3 separate regions of the Homo sapiens genome follow, and regions 1 and 2 are each linked to region 3. A link is a contact called in ENCODE Hi-C or POLR2A ChIA-PET data. All regions are on one chromosome and are shown on one strand. The core of a region is the stretch at or near the end of the contact, and the rest is flanking DNA. Distances in the headings are between cores, read along the strand shown. Region 1 overlaps HIPK2 (homeodomain interacting protein kinase 2). Region 2 overlaps HIPK2 (homeodomain interacting protein kinase 2). Region 3 holds the start of TBXAS1 (thromboxane A synthase 1).

Region 1 (5,012 bases), core at 1,413-3,912, 110 kb before region 3:
ATACTGAAACAAAAATTCATAGAAAATATATTAAGCAAAAATAATAAGGTGATGAAGGATAACTCCTTAAAGGTTAAAAGAGTAACAAACATTGCCCATCTTCTAAGCCACTATCAACAAACATTTCTCACAGAAGCACAAGGAAGTGCAGCTTCTGCAAGCCCTGTTGGGGGTTGGCTAACCTAGTGTTCCTGTCTCTCTGAGCCCCTGGCATTACCTAGAGTGGTAATCCTTTCCACTCCATCAACCATCACCCTAGTCCACCTTCTCTCTCAGTAGATGACCCAACTTCCACTTTGTCCAGAAGCCTGAGGTCAGCCTTACTTTCCTCCTTTATTTCCTTCTTCATTTCAGAACATTCCTGAATCTACATCATCCTCCATCCTTCATTCCTTCTCTCCAGTCTGAGAGAAAGAGGTGTTGCTCTTTTCCAATACTAAAAAAGTTCCCGATTCTCATGATCCATATTTGTCCCATTTTCTCTTGAACCTGCTTCCACCACTGTTCTTTCTCTTGTAGCTTTCCATTTCTCCCTGTACTTAATTGGATCCAAGTATTTAGTAGGAACTTAATATGGCTGTCCAAATGAATCGGTCACCTCATCTTTTTCTTCTGCCTTCATGTGCGTGCACACACAAACTCCCAACATGGAAGGCAAAAGGAGTAACAGCCGCATTCCCCCCTCTTAATTCTTTCCCTCCTCTCACCTGTGATCAATGGTTTATGCTCCCTTTTCTTCAATGCCCACATCTTAATCCATCTCCCCCAACTCGTTAATGCACTATAGGCTCCTGTTCTTGAAGGTAAATGACTTCCTAATTGCCTAATCCAATGGCCTTGTTTCAGCCCGTTCTTCTTAACCTCTGCAACATCTGATACTGCTGACCACGACTTCCTTCTTGATGCTCTTCTCTGGACTTCAGTGAATCTGTAATCTCCCCATCCCGTGTCTGATTGCACACTGTGTGCTCGGGTGGTTCCTCTTCCTCCTTTATTTTATTATTATTATTTTTTGAGACAGAGTCTTGCTCTGTCGCCCAGACTGGAGTGCAGTGGTGCTATCTCGGCTCACTGCAACCTCCGCCTCCTGAGTAGCTGGGACTACAGGTGTGCGCCACCACGCCCAGCTAATTTTCATATTTTTAGTAGAGACGGGGTTTCATGTTGGCCAGGCTGGCCTCAAACTCCTGATCTCAAGTGATCCACTCCCCTCAGCCTCCCAAAGTGCTGGTATTACAGGTGTGAGCCACCGCACCCAGCCCTCTTCCTCCTTTCAAATGTTGGCATTTCCACCGTTTTGACTCTGTTCTCTCTGGCAGCTATCATCCATTCAAGCAGTTTAAGCCGTCACCTCTGTGTAGGTGACCCCCACATGTTTATCACAGGCTGGGCTCTCCCTCAGAGGTTACAGTGATATATTGCAGCCTCCTGCTACAATGTCAAAGATGCGCTTCCAAAGCTGAACCCCTTATTTTTTCCTAAAAATCTAGCCATCTCACCCTCTATCCTAACATCTCCATGACTGTTCTAGTCACTTGGCTCCAAAACTATGAACTATGATGGTTCTTCTTTACATTCATAGACAAGAAGGTGCTAAGCCTTATTAATTTCTCCTTCCTTCAAAACATCTCTTGCATCCAATTCTTTATTTCTGCTGTTGCTGCCACTTCCACAGTGAATGTATTTATCACTTTCTAGAAGGACTAAAGCAAATCTAGACATCTCATCTACCTGAGCACTCTGTCTCCCTTTAATTTGCCTATATTTGGCTACCAGATTAATCTTCCTAAAACATCTCTGAGCATGCCACTCCCCTCTCCAAACTTCCACTGGCTCCTTACTGTCAAGGAGATAAAGCTGAGAACTCGATACATTTACATGTTGATTCCAACTACCTTGTTAGCTCCAGCTCTACTAACCTTCCTGGGTCCTTAACTTGAATGAAGCTGGTCTATTCGCTGTTTCTAGAATGTCTCTTATACTTCCTATCTTCACACTCTTACACTATTCCTTTACCTGGCATGCCTTTGCTGCTTTTCTCAACTTATCCAAAGACCAGCCAGCTTAGATTCCTTCTCTTTCCAGACCACTCTAACCCAGTGATCATTCCCAACTCACTGTTCCTACAGCACTTACCATATGTACCATCTGACTTCAGCTCTGACTTCCTAGGGGCAGTTCTGCTAACATCCAGCACCTGATTGGAGCCCCACCTCCACCCTGGGCCCATGGATCTGCTGGAGGGTGTTCCCTTCTTGCTTCAATCCTGAGCTCCGACCTCCATCTACGCACTGTGACTGCACGTCTGTAGGAATCCTCGTGCCTGACAAGACTATTCTGGCTTGCTTATTCAGAATCCGTACTTCACCCGTTTCTTCCCACTGTTCTTTTTGTTCAAGTCAACATCCCCCTTATTCTAAGTCAACATCCCCCTTATTCTAGAACAACACAGAATATGGCTATTCCCTATTTATCAGTATCAAGTGAATATCCATATTGTTCTAGATGTTGTATACAATATAGAAATGACCAATTACTTGGCTTTCAGTAACTTAGCCACTGAAGAGTCAAAGCAAAACAGCCATTTCCTTCATCCTTTCGTGTCAAGCCTGCTGCTTATTTTTCAGTCTTTAAGTACCCGGAAGGGGGCGGTCAGAGAGAGCGACAGCAGAAATACGCTGTTCATACATAAAGAAGGTGAGGTGCTAGTCTCTGTTTTCACTGTTTCAAAAAGATCTTGGTGGAAAGGCCGTCCACGGTGCAGAAGTGGAATTTTACAGAGGGGAAGAGGGTGGCTTATGACTTATTTGTTATTGGGATGACAGCCAAGGGTCATAAAATTGTGGAAATCATCACTGGCTGCCTCTGATGACAGATGCCCAGGATCAGACAGGAGGCCTACATGGCTGGAAACACCCTGCACCACAGCCGGCTGCCTCAGACTCCGGCCTGGCCTGGTGTGGCCCCTGCTGCCCCTTTATGAAGTCAACAGCCGCTATTCCAATGACTGGACCCAACGCTCAGTGCAGACGTGTTACCTTTGTTCTGTAGCAGAGGCCACTTTGCTTCAGGCAGCAAAATGCTCCAACAAGATATAGTTAAAGTCTTTAACAGTAATACTTTTTTAAATCCCTGAAATACCTTCATAAGGAATAAGACACTGCTGGTGGTTTTGTAGCTTAATCTTAAAATAATCTTATGGCAACACACTTATTTCCAAACATTTCTCCTTGAGAGTATTTCTCTGGAACAAACCTTCCCTATTAGTTTAGCTTTCAGAGAGTTGAGCCCACAACGTATTACTTCTCTATTTATTCAGATCCTAAAGTGAGGGACAATAAAGTGGGGGTGCAGAGGGGGACTCAATGTTTTTTTCCACTTGAAAGTAAAAGCTAAATGTCTCCTCTCATTTCTTTCTGTATTGACCTCTGGACTAGTCAAGGCTACTTCCCGCCTCATTTGTCAATATCCTTTTCAGGAAAAACAGAGGCTTAATGCACATTGTCAGTTTGATCCAATGGCAAAATCTCAACTGCTTTTTAAGTTATCTCTGCACTTCCTAGTTGGCTCTTGAAAGAGAAGGCGGATTTTACTCCTTCTAGGTGAGAGACCAGGGGGACTACTGGACTTGGGAGGGCAAGTTTCGAGCCCATGGGGAGCAGTAAGAGGAACCCAGGAGGTCACGGTAGGATAAATCTGCCATAACCACACCTGCTCCTACAGGAATGACCTGACCCAGACTTTTCCACAAAAGCCTTAGTGGCCTCCCAAGATAAAACCTGTCAAAATGGCCACATTTTCATTCACTAAAGGACAGGGAGTCACCATAACCTAGAACTAAAGCTTTTAACAAGTAGCATGCCTATTACCATACCACTCTGTCTCATAAACAGGCTGAAGTCATAAACACTGAATCTCAGATATGCATGGGGTTCTTACATGCTTGTTAATTACACAGACACGAGTTCATGTGGTTGCTACAGAAGTGATAAGTAAAAAGCACTGAAGAACAAATTTATTAAAATTTAAAACAACTTCTATTACACAACTATATATAATAAACTCTTCATTGCATATGACAAATGAAAAATAGCACCTATAAAACTGACATTAAAATATATGCTATAGTTAGAAGAATTAAAGTCCACTATTTGTAAGACATTATTCCTTATTACCATAAAGCTGACAAAGTCTCTCATGCCGAAACAAATCCAGGTTACCCAGACTTAGGGTGCACTTTGATATGCTAAAGGCAATGAGGGTTCTGACCCTTCTTTTAGTTACTTTATTGAAATTCTCATTTTGCATTTATAAAAAGCATGTATGCAAGTCTGCATTTCAAAATACTATTTTTAAAACATCTGCCTTCTAGCCTTAATTATAGATGCCATTTATGTCTATAAAATGCTAGACTTGACTTCATCTGCTATTCCTCAGGATTCTTAAAACACTTATGAGTCTCCAGGTTTTAAAATCTTGAGTACTAAGTACACAGCAGGCTCCAGGACAGATGTTTTATGGACAGGGTAAGCATACGTCCTACTGCCGGTTGGACGTATGCTTACCCTGTTAGGCCAATTCAATTATTCAGAGCACCCTCCCTACTTTCATTCTCACAAAGGTCCTACTTTGAAAACTGGGAAGTCATGTGATGGGTTTAAGCTTCTGTGATAAGTGAAAAAAATCAGACCCTGACCCCAGAAGTTCAAACCTAGATCTAAATTCTTTTTTTTTTTTGGGACAGGATCTCACTCTCTGTTGCCCAGGTTGGAGTGCAGTGGTGCAATCATAGCTCATTGCAGCCTCGAACTCCTGGGCTCACATGATTCTCCTGCCTCAGCTTCCCAAGTAGCTAGGACTATAGGAGCATAACACCATGCCCGGCTTCAAACCTATGTAATTCTATGCACCTTTTGGTTTCTCTTTGTCTTAATGGTTTAATGAGAAATTCATTGGTCTGGGGCTACAAATAATGTAATAATAAGAATATCTAAAAATCTTCATGATTTCTT
Region 2 (5,059 bases), core at 1,974-4,473, 130 kb before region 3:
CTGTCACCTGCATCCCTCCCATTGACATTCTCAGGGTCAATTCCAGGCTGCCCCAGGTCTGAATCCCTCACAGCACTGGGTCACAATCTGCGCACGCCAGGGGTGTGCGGAGTGAATGCACAGATGTGCCCTCCCGGGAGGCACACCCTGGAAAACATGCATGCTTCCTGTGGCTGCACACTATGCCACCTTTGTCTGGGGCACTGAATCATTAATTCTGGAGCAGGGGCAGTGCTGCTCTGTGCAGTGGTGTCAGCATCATCATTGCCTCGGACAGAATGGAGCAGTGATGCAGATATACGACGTCTGTGCTAACCAAGCATGAGGTTCCCAATGGGACAGGAAAACAAATCCTCAGTGGCGCTCTCTAGAGGGCAGGACACTTGCCTGTGCGAGGTGGGGGGAGGGGAGGGCTGACGTGAGACTGCTGAAATCAGACGTGTTTTCAAGGGTGCCTGAGGCCAGGCCTTTCTAGAGGAGCTGGGGGTTTCCTGCTGTGCACACCACAGCCTGGGGACCCTCAACACGCCTGCTTTCTGCAAGGAATCATCTGGACAGAGTGGGACACAGAGGCTGTACCGTTGTAGTGGTCACCAACATGTGGGTGACCTGAGGCCACGCACTGACCACACAGTGCCCTACGTGATGGGGACAATAAGGCTGCAAGAGCTACCTCAGAGCTATGATGACGGTCACAAAAAGCCCTTTCCTGCAAATACTCAGAAAACGTGAGTCACCATCATCAGCAACGACCTGCTTCAATACAAACTCTTATGTTTAGTTCAAATAGAGAGCCATGCACCCAACTTCTTAAATGGGTATTTCCTTTGTGTACATCCACGCTGTATTTTCTGAAATCTGCACGTTTACAGTTAACCCTCCCACTCTGGTCAATCTATAAATGATATTTCCTCTCCTCAGTTCATTTCTCTCGTGAGGCTTTCTCAGCAGAATTCCCCTCTTGGTCCATGTGGGACTGAGTCTCGCAGGCAGCACTGCGGCTCATTTTTCTGAGGCCTTCCTGTTCCTATGCTCTCACTCAAACGGGGTGTGCCCAGAAGAGATGGTCTCTCTCCAAAGAAGCCCCAGCACATTCCTCAAACCCAGAGCGGCCTCCTCCTTCTGCAGAGCCATGCACATAGTAGGTATTCAAAATCACTTGCAGAATAAACTTTACGAAGCCAAGCACTGAGAAGAAAGAAAAGACAGACCTTTCTATACAAACCTTGACATGCAATAGAAAGAGAAACAGTTCGGAAAAATTTAAAAATAGCACATTTCTCAGAGAAAATCTATCTTCAATCTTTCTGTTTCTGTCAGCGCCAGCACCAAACTAACTGGGACCTGCATGGCGTCCTGTGGGGAGCCACGTGAATGCGTTTCTTGCAAGGGCAGCCCCGATGGAGGAAGGTAAAGCAGTGAACCGGCATCACTCCAGAGGCTGGAATTTCTCCTCTTTGTGCCCAGTGTCTAAGTCGGGTGGTGTCTGGAGATTCCCTATCTACTTCCAACGTGTCCACCTGGATTAGTCTGAGAACCTTAGAAACACAAACAGATAGCGGGAGGAGAAGAACAGGGAAAAGCCAGGGACAGAGAGGCCACGGTGAGAAATAGTAATGTATTTATAGTCTCGGCTAACTGCAGGACGTGAAGAGGCTGTGAGGCTAGACATGAGGCTTAAAACTTACCAAGACCTTTCCTGTTCCCAAAGCCCTCACCTAGAACGTCGGCTCTCATCCAGTGAGCTGTGGCAAAGTCATGTCGGAGAGGTGGTGAGACTTAGCCCAACTCACATAGCTGGCGGGACGCTGAGACCTACGTCTCTCTGTCTCATTACCCTAGTCTAAGCCAAGGGTGGCAGGCCATTCGTGTTCACCGTACAACCAGTGGATACAATCAGCCTTGGTTCTCTCCCCGGGTTTAAGAGCCAGACCCAGGGCCTAAGAAATATATCATTTCTTTGGGGATCAAATGGATAAATGAATAAGAAGATGGATTATACTAAACGCAAATTATTTAGAGGAGGGATAAATCTCTTTTGGTTATGGCAAAGGTAGCACTTGAGTTTCACAAGGGGAATGGGGCAGAACTGGGTTTGGAGGCCTGGAGGCGGGGGAAGGCAGGGAAGGCACCTTATGCCAAAGGCACCGTGCAGACTGGAACGGACGGTGAGCAGGTCAGGCTGCTGCAGAGGCCACATCGGGAGAGAGTGGCAGAGGGGCAGGCTGGGGCTACCCAGTAGGACTTCGAATCCCAGAGCTTCTAATCCCAGGTTAGGGATCTGGACGTGGGAGCCAAGCAGGGAGCACACGAGGAGCAGAGAAAGAAGAACACGCTTTAGGAGGTGTCTTTTGAGAGCAAGGAAGGGCAGTCCCTCCCAGTGCTGCTCCAGACTCCAGCAGCGCAGGCCGGGGCACGAGACAGCGGCGGGAGAGGCTGGGCAGCCTGATCGTAAGCTCAGTTCTGCAAATATTGGGGCCTCTTGCTGCCAGGAGTGGCCCTGAAAACCCACATCTTACACTGGCTGCTCTGAGCTGCAGAGGACACTGTGGAAGGACATTTACAGGCTGTCGACCCTCTTATTTCCTCCAAAAAAATAAGCAAATGCCCCTGTGGAGACAGGGAAGCATCCTGGCTCTGAGCCCAGCATGTGGCCTTGGGCCACAGCCCAGTCACGGGGGTGCATATCCCGGGTCGAGCTGCTGGGACCACTCCAGGCACAGGGACCCTCGCCGAGGCCCAGCACTTAGAATGAGGATACGTACCCCATTACATCCAGGACAAAGGAAGTTCTCTCCCTGGGGGCTGGGGGGAGACCTTTCCTGCAAAGCCAGCTGCTTCTCTGTAGTAAGCTTGAAAATGCCCTCAGGAGGGAGGGTTGCCACAGGGGAAAGCTGGTTTTGAGATAACGATTACAGGGAAAACCATGATGTCTCATGCATGGGCATGCAGGCCATGGGCGTAAATAATCATGTCAGAAGCAAGGGGAGGACTCCTGGGCACACAGAGGACCCCTGGGCACACGGAGGCTGGATCAACAACCCCACTCAGCCTTCATCTTCTCTCTGGACTTGCAAAGTCCTGCTATTTCAGCCATAATAGTTTGTCACTTCTCTGTTTCTAGTGGTCAGTCCTTAACTTTTGGAGGACAAGTTGATGAGCCACATACACAAAACAGCACATAAACTAAAGAAACTGCATGCTATCAATGCTTCCTCCATCAGCAGCTGTTTACGCCCCAGAGTTGTTTTCGTAGGTTCCCCTGTCCGGCCGTTTCCAGAAATGACTGGTTACCCTCCTGGCCATCCTGTGACAGGATGAACAAACATATCTTTTTTACCCAAACACAGCACAACAAAACAAAAACAGGAAGAAAAATTAGGCATGGTACGGCTTATGGGTTTAATATTATCAACAATTTCCCTAGAGGTCATTAGGGGTAAATAGATTTAAAATCATTTTGAAAATATTTTAAAAACGGAAAGTTCTATGAATTTTAGCCCATGTATAGATTTGTGTGACCACCACCACACTGAGAATACAGAACAGCCACATCATCCTAAAACCTCCCGCTGCTGCTCAGGGTGAATGTTTGACTTTCACAAGTGCGGACATCATCTGGCTCTCTTGGTGCCAGATCTATTTATATTCTGGGGGTTCGTACTTAGTGCATTTTATTTGCCAATGTAAGTTCTAATTTACAAAAAGAGGAGGACGAGAAATCCTTCATGGAGGTCAGAGGATGACAAAGAAGTGGCACCAACAGTTTGTCCCTCATGTTCTGGCCAAATAAATTTTATGGCAAACGTCCACATATATAAGGCTGTGACTGGGGATGACACTTCCCCAGTCATGAGAATTAGGACGAGGAAGGAGCTCTAAATACAGAGAACACCATGCACCAGTCTACCTGCTGCCACTGGATACACACACAGCAGCACATGTAACCAACACATACCACACCCAACACATACACCCCTCCACACCCACACTATATCCAACATACACACCCGACACACACCACACACACACACACCCACACACTACACCCAACACACACCACACACACACCCCACACCCCACACACTACACCCAACACATACACCTCCCCCACACCCACACTATACCCAACCTACACACCCAACACCACCACACACACACACACGCAACACATACTACACCCAACACATACAACCCCTCCACACCCACACTATATCCAACATACACACCCCCAACACACACCACACACACAACCACACCCAACACACACCACACCCAACATATACCCCCTCCACACCCACACTATATCCAACATACACACCCAACACACACACACCCAACACATGCACCCCCTCCACACCCGCTATACCCAACATACACACCCAACACACACCACACACACACCACACACACACACCATACCCAACACATACACCCCCTCCACACCCACACTATATCCAACATACACACCCAACACACACACCACACCCAACACACACTACACCCAACACATGCACCCCTCCACACCCACACTATACCCAACATACACACCCAACACACACCACACCCAACACATACACCCCCTCCACACCCACACTATACCCAACATACATACCCCACCACACACACTATACCCAACATACACACCCAACACACCACACACACCACACCCAACACATGCACCCCCTCCACACCCACACTATACCCAACATACACACCCCCAACACATACCACACACACACCCAACACATGCTACATGTGCCCACACTACACCCAACACACACACACACCCCAACACACCCCCACACCCCATACACACAGCAACATATACATACCCCATGTGAACACATACAAACCATACACATGCCTACCATACATAAACACACCCAACACACACCCCATACACACAGACGTGCTCTGTCTTCAGGGGAGTCTTAAACAGGCTCTTTGGCATCACTCCAGCCTTGGCTTTTTGACCCTAGTGATGTCAGTGGTGATACACGTGGCTGCAGGAGGTACCAGCAGGTGTCAAAGGCAGTTTAACCCCCAAGGCCTCCAG
Region 3 (4,632 bases), core at 876-3,375:
CAGCCTTCTGTGTGCCCTCCCTGTCTTTTCTCTCACTCCTTTCCAGGGAATCTGCACCTGTGACCACAGCCTTCTGTAACAAATGTACCTGTGACCATCCTAAGACCTGTGGGGGCACAGAAAAGGAAGCCCATAGCTACCCCTGCTGGCTTTTGGTGTCCATTTGCATGAAGTGTCTTTTTCCACCCCTTTACTTTAAGTTTACATGAGTCCTTATGTGTCAGGTGAGTCTCCTGAAGGCAGCAGATAGTTAGTTGGTGAGTTCTTATCCATTCTGCAGTTCTGTATCTTTTAAGTGCAGCATTTAGGCCATTTACATTCAGTGTTAATATTGAAATGTGAGGTACCATTGCATTCATCGGGCTCTTTGTTGCCTGTGTACTTCTTTGTTTGTTTTTTGCTTTTGTTTTTTAACTTGTATTTTTGTTTTATAGGTCCTGTGTGATTTATGCTTTAAAGAGGTTCTGTTTTGATGTGTTTCCAGGATTTGTTTCAAGATTTAGAACTCCTTTTACCAGTTCTTGTAGTGGTGGCTTGGTAATGACGAATTCTCTCAGGATTTGTTTGTCTGAAAATGACTGTATCTTTCCTTCATATATGGTGCTTAGTTTCACTGGATACAAAATTCTTGGCTGATAATTGGTTTGTTGAGGAGCCGGAAGACAGGGCCCCAATCCCTTCCAGCTTGTAGGTTTTCTGCTGAGAAATCTGCTGTTCATCTGATTGGTTTTCCTTTACAGGTTACCTGGTTCTTCTGTCTCACAGCTCTTAAGATTCTTTCCTTTGTCTCAACTCTGGATAACCTGATGACAATGTGCTGAGGCAAAGATCTTTTTACAATGAATTTCCCATGTGTTCTTTGTACTTCTTGTATTTGGATGTCTAGGTCTCTAGATGGCTGCAGAAGTTTTCCTTGATTCTTCCCCCAAATATGTTTTCCAAGCTTTTAGAATTCTCTTCTTCCTCAGGAACACCAATTATTCTTAGGTTTGGTCATTTAACATAATCCCAGACTTCTTGGAGGCTTTGTTCATATTTTCTTATTCTTTTTTCTTTGTCTTTGTTGAATTGGGTTAATTTGAAGACCTTGTCTTTGAGCTCTGATTTTCTTTCTTCTACTTGTTCAATTCTATTGCTGAGACTTTCCAGAGCATTTCACATTTCTAAAAGTGTGTCCAAAGTTTCCTGAATTTTCAATTATTTTTTCTTTAAGCTATTTCATTGAATATTTCTCCCATTCAATATTGGGGGATTGTGTTGGGAGAGGAGGGTCTCCCTTTCCCACTTCCGCAAATGGGGCACTCACAGTATTTGGAGTGTCTTCTGGGTCCTGCAGGAGCAGTCTGGTTCCTTCAGAGAGTCTGTGGGTCCTTTTGGGATTGCTGGTTTTTTCTTGCAGTTGATCTGGAGCTAAAATTCACCATGGAAGCCTCCAGATGCTGCTCTGTCTGAAGCTGCAATCTAGTCCTGCCACCCAGCCACTATGATCCCCTCCATCTCTCTGTCCACTTTAGTCAGATAAGCTCAAAGCTAGAACAAAGGACCCATATATGAGCCTACGGATCTGCCTTCAAACACTTGAGAAGCCCTCCAACTCACCATGAGAACACTGACCCCAATCGGGATCTTTGCTTTGCTCCAACAGCCAGACACTCAGACAGGTCCTCAGACCCAGCAACTAATGGACTTGGTGGGATGGTTGTCCTCAAAGCAGCCAGCATTTTGATCAGGCTGGCGTCTGGTCCTGTATTTTTCTGGGATATTCAGAATCTCTTGACATGTATCTTCACTTAATTGTGAATTTAAAAAATTATAGATGGATGTAGATATAGATATAGATATAGACATAGAGATAGATATAGATAGACATTTTGGAGAAGAGTCTCTCTTTGAAGACTTCCTCTCAGAGTACAAGTCCGTGGTTACAACCATTTTGTTTCTCAGCAAACATGGGGAAGTTTGCTTTTCTTCTCTGAGGAAGTTAATATAAATGTTTATTGACAGTGCAGTCATCAAGGAATAAAGTTGCTGATTCATTCCTTTACACTGAAACCCTTTGTTGTGCCCTCCTCTTCCTTCCTCTTTATAGGGAGACACTCTGAGAAAGAGCACATTGTGGGGGCCCACTCCATGTGATGTTTGCTTGGTTGCCTGTTCCCTTTTCTACCTGCAGAGCACGGTTCCCATAAGGGCGGCGAGATCAGCCTCCTGTCTCATCTGGAAGACCACCACTCTGGGGTCTCAGAGGAATGATGGAAGCCTTGGGGTTTCTAAAATTGGAAGTGAATGGCCCCATGGTGACGGTGGCCCTGTCAGTGGCTCTCTTGGCCCTCCTGAAATGGTAAGTGCAGCCAGCCCTAGGGACTGTGACAGCGTCAGCCGTCTCACCCTGGAGCCTTGCTGGTGCCATGGCGGGGTATGTGGGAGTGTGTTTTTCTTCTTTTCTAATCTAGCGGGAGTGAGTATTAACACAGCTTCAGAATTAAAAGCAAACAGCCAGGTTAATCTTTTGCTAAAATGCATGAGATTGAAGTGTCAGGAAAGGCTGGTGATTCAGTGACTGAGAACGCTACACATAATTAAGTTTGAAAGAGATGGAAAAAGAAACAAATTGGAAAGGCATTAGGTTTGGGTAGAAGCATTTCCTTGAACCCCGTCATATCTCCTCACCTCATTTTTCTAAAATCCTCTGTCCTTGTTGGATTTACAGTGAATTCAGCCTCTTGGTTCATATTACATTCAAAACAAAACAAGACGTAGGAGCTGTTTGGCAAATGTGGGCCTCTTTGCAGGAAGTCATTGAGGGGGATTTCTGTAGGGTTAAGGACAAAGTGGTAGATCTAATTTCTCATAGTTGATAGAGGGAGATGGATTCTGATGAACATAGTGTGTGCAGCTCCTACAAAATTTGAGACCCTGAAAGGATCTCAAACTTGAACTCCGAGTTGCTCCCCTGTGGTTTTGTTAATTCAACAGCAAATTTTCCTAAGGCTGACTCTGGTGTCTGTAGGTCGAAGGCCTCATAATATGCTACATTTATGCATATTCGCCCTGTCAGTTAAACTTATTAGAGTTACCCATTCAATCAAAAGCACCTGGATTTAGATGGCTCTGGCTTTTGAGGGCAAAGTGAGTGGAAAAAATAATGGAGGACTGGAGTCCGAACAGAATTTTAATTTATGTTTTCAGTAGTAATAAAGCCTTCTCTAGATTAATAACTGGGAAAGCACTTTGAAAAGCATCAAGCATTATGCAAATGTGAGGTATTATTCTTTTGGAATTTGCATAGCTGAGAGTGGAATTCACGTTTGATGTTCTATGATGATGAAATTACTTCTTGGAAATTGGCTCTGAAACCCAGCCTCAGTCCCAGTGCTGTTTTTCTTTTTAACTGGTTTAATTTTTTTTTTGAACTTTTTTATCTCATTGTAGCTTACCTTGGATTGAAACTGGCCACATGTAAAACCAAGAGCAAATGGTAGCTCCTTCCCTACCCCCAGCCCCCAATAATCCATCTCAATGTGTTTTTATGCTCCGGGAAGCCCGAAGCACAGTGTCTGACATGCAGAAAGTGCTTAGTCGATGTCAGCCACTATAATTAACCATCTATCATCTATGTAACCTAAAAGAAAATAAGTCTTTAGTGGTTTAGGTTTATTTTTAATTTCTTACTAATGTGCTTATTCATATTAATCTCATCAATAGCTATGCTCTGACTGTGGTTCTCAAAGCGGACACTTTTTTACACTTTTGTTTCAGTCTTTGTTGTGTCTGAGCCTCCAGCTCAGTGCCTGCCATGTAGGAACACCACACCATTCAGCAGGGCAGCTATGTGTTTGCTGTCTATTCTTGGGCCATATTAATAACCTGGTTCAAAGATGCAGAGATTAAGATAAATGTACCAAGCAGAAGTGGTAAACAGGAAGTGAGAGCTGACTTCTATTTGTTATTGCAAAAATATTTATTAACCTGTTAATGTGTGCCCAGTCTGGAGGAGGCCCTGGTACAAGGTCAGGAAGCAGGAGATCTGGAGAAGGTGCCCAAGGCAGGGGAGACACAGAGGTTCTGGGGGTGAGCTGGATGTCTAGAGAGGATACTGCAGGAGGAGCAGAGGCAGCAGGAGAGAGGTCACGGCCCTGGCTCTGGTGCTTTTGGGTCCATCCCTTGATTCAGTGCAAGGGGAACCACCCTTGGGCTTTCAACCCTTCTGTTCCGGGTGAGACTCTAGTCAGCCACTAAGCAACAGCCACCAGCTTGAATGAGGCAAGGCCCCCTTCCTGCTTCATTGTCTTGAAAGGATATGTGTGGAAGAGACAGGGGTGCTTTTCCTCCAGTGAGAGGATTCACAGGCAAGGAAAGATGGAGGTGTAGAGACACTTGCAGGAGAAACTGGCAGGGGGAGTGGATTAAACATTGCAGCACATTAGTCTTTGCTTTAAGTGTTACATGTGCCATCCAGCCAGGTGAGATGGCAGCAGAGAACCTAAACCCTGAGAAGGTGAAATCAAATGGGCTGGGCGCGGTGGCTCATGCCTATAATCCCAGCACTTTGGGAGGCCAAGGCAGACAGATCACTTGAGGTCAGAAGTTCGAGACCAGCCTGGCCAACATGGTGAAACTCCATCTCTACTA

The links. Hi-C counts contacts between places; a loop is a spot of excess contacts on that map. ChIA-PET counts read pairs that join two places held with the same protein, here RNA polymerase II (POLR2A). Pooled maps may share reads with other maps.
Region 1: a loop to region 3 is called in a pooled map, with 4 times the contacts of the local background. The contact joins the enhancer-like site here to the promoter of TBXAS1 in region 3. A Hi-C loop is called at or near these places in 1 of 168 maps with a recorded cell type or tissue (PC-3), 5 of 37 single-sample maps with no recorded cell type and 8 of 50 pooled maps. POLR2A ChIA-PET finds 5 or more read pairs at or near these places in 4 of 52 experiments (OCI-LY7, PC-3, WTC11 and 1 more).
Region 2: a loop to region 3 is called in a map with no recorded cell type, with 5 times the contacts of the local background. The contact joins the enhancer-like site here to the promoter of TBXAS1 in region 3. A Hi-C loop is called at or near these places in 9 of 37 single-sample maps with no recorded cell type and 2 of 50 pooled maps. POLR2A ChIA-PET finds 5 or more read pairs at or near these places in 1 of 52 experiments (PC-3).

What each region holds. Positions count from the first base shown.
Region 1 is chr7:139,718,143-139,723,154 of GRCh38, forward strand. The region is part of intron 1 of HIPK2 (homeodomain interacting protein kinase 2); the gene reads right to left. Among named protein-coding and RNA genes, the nearest start is that of HIPK2, 57 kb to the right of the region's middle. RefSeq lists a silencer at 2,688-2,982. Within about 2 kb of position 2,663, at least 14 of the 41 ENCODE cell types and tissues checked have a DNase peak (open chromatin) inside an H3K27ac peak, as active enhancers do.
Region 2 is chr7:139,699,728-139,704,786 of GRCh38, forward strand. All of the region lies in intron 2 of HIPK2 (homeodomain interacting protein kinase 2), which reads right to left. Among named protein-coding and RNA genes, the nearest start is that of HIPK2, 76 kb to the right of the region's middle. Within about 2 kb of position 3,224, at least 11 of the 41 ENCODE cell types and tissues checked have a DNase peak (open chromatin) inside an H3K27ac peak, as active enhancers do.
Region 3 is chr7:139,827,139-139,831,770 of GRCh38, forward strand. TBXAS1 (thromboxane A synthase 1) reads left to right here and starts at 2,126. Exons shown (of 13, transcript NM_001061.7): 1 at 2,126-2,341. The coding sequence starts at 2,253. RefSeq lists an enhancer at 1,799-2,998.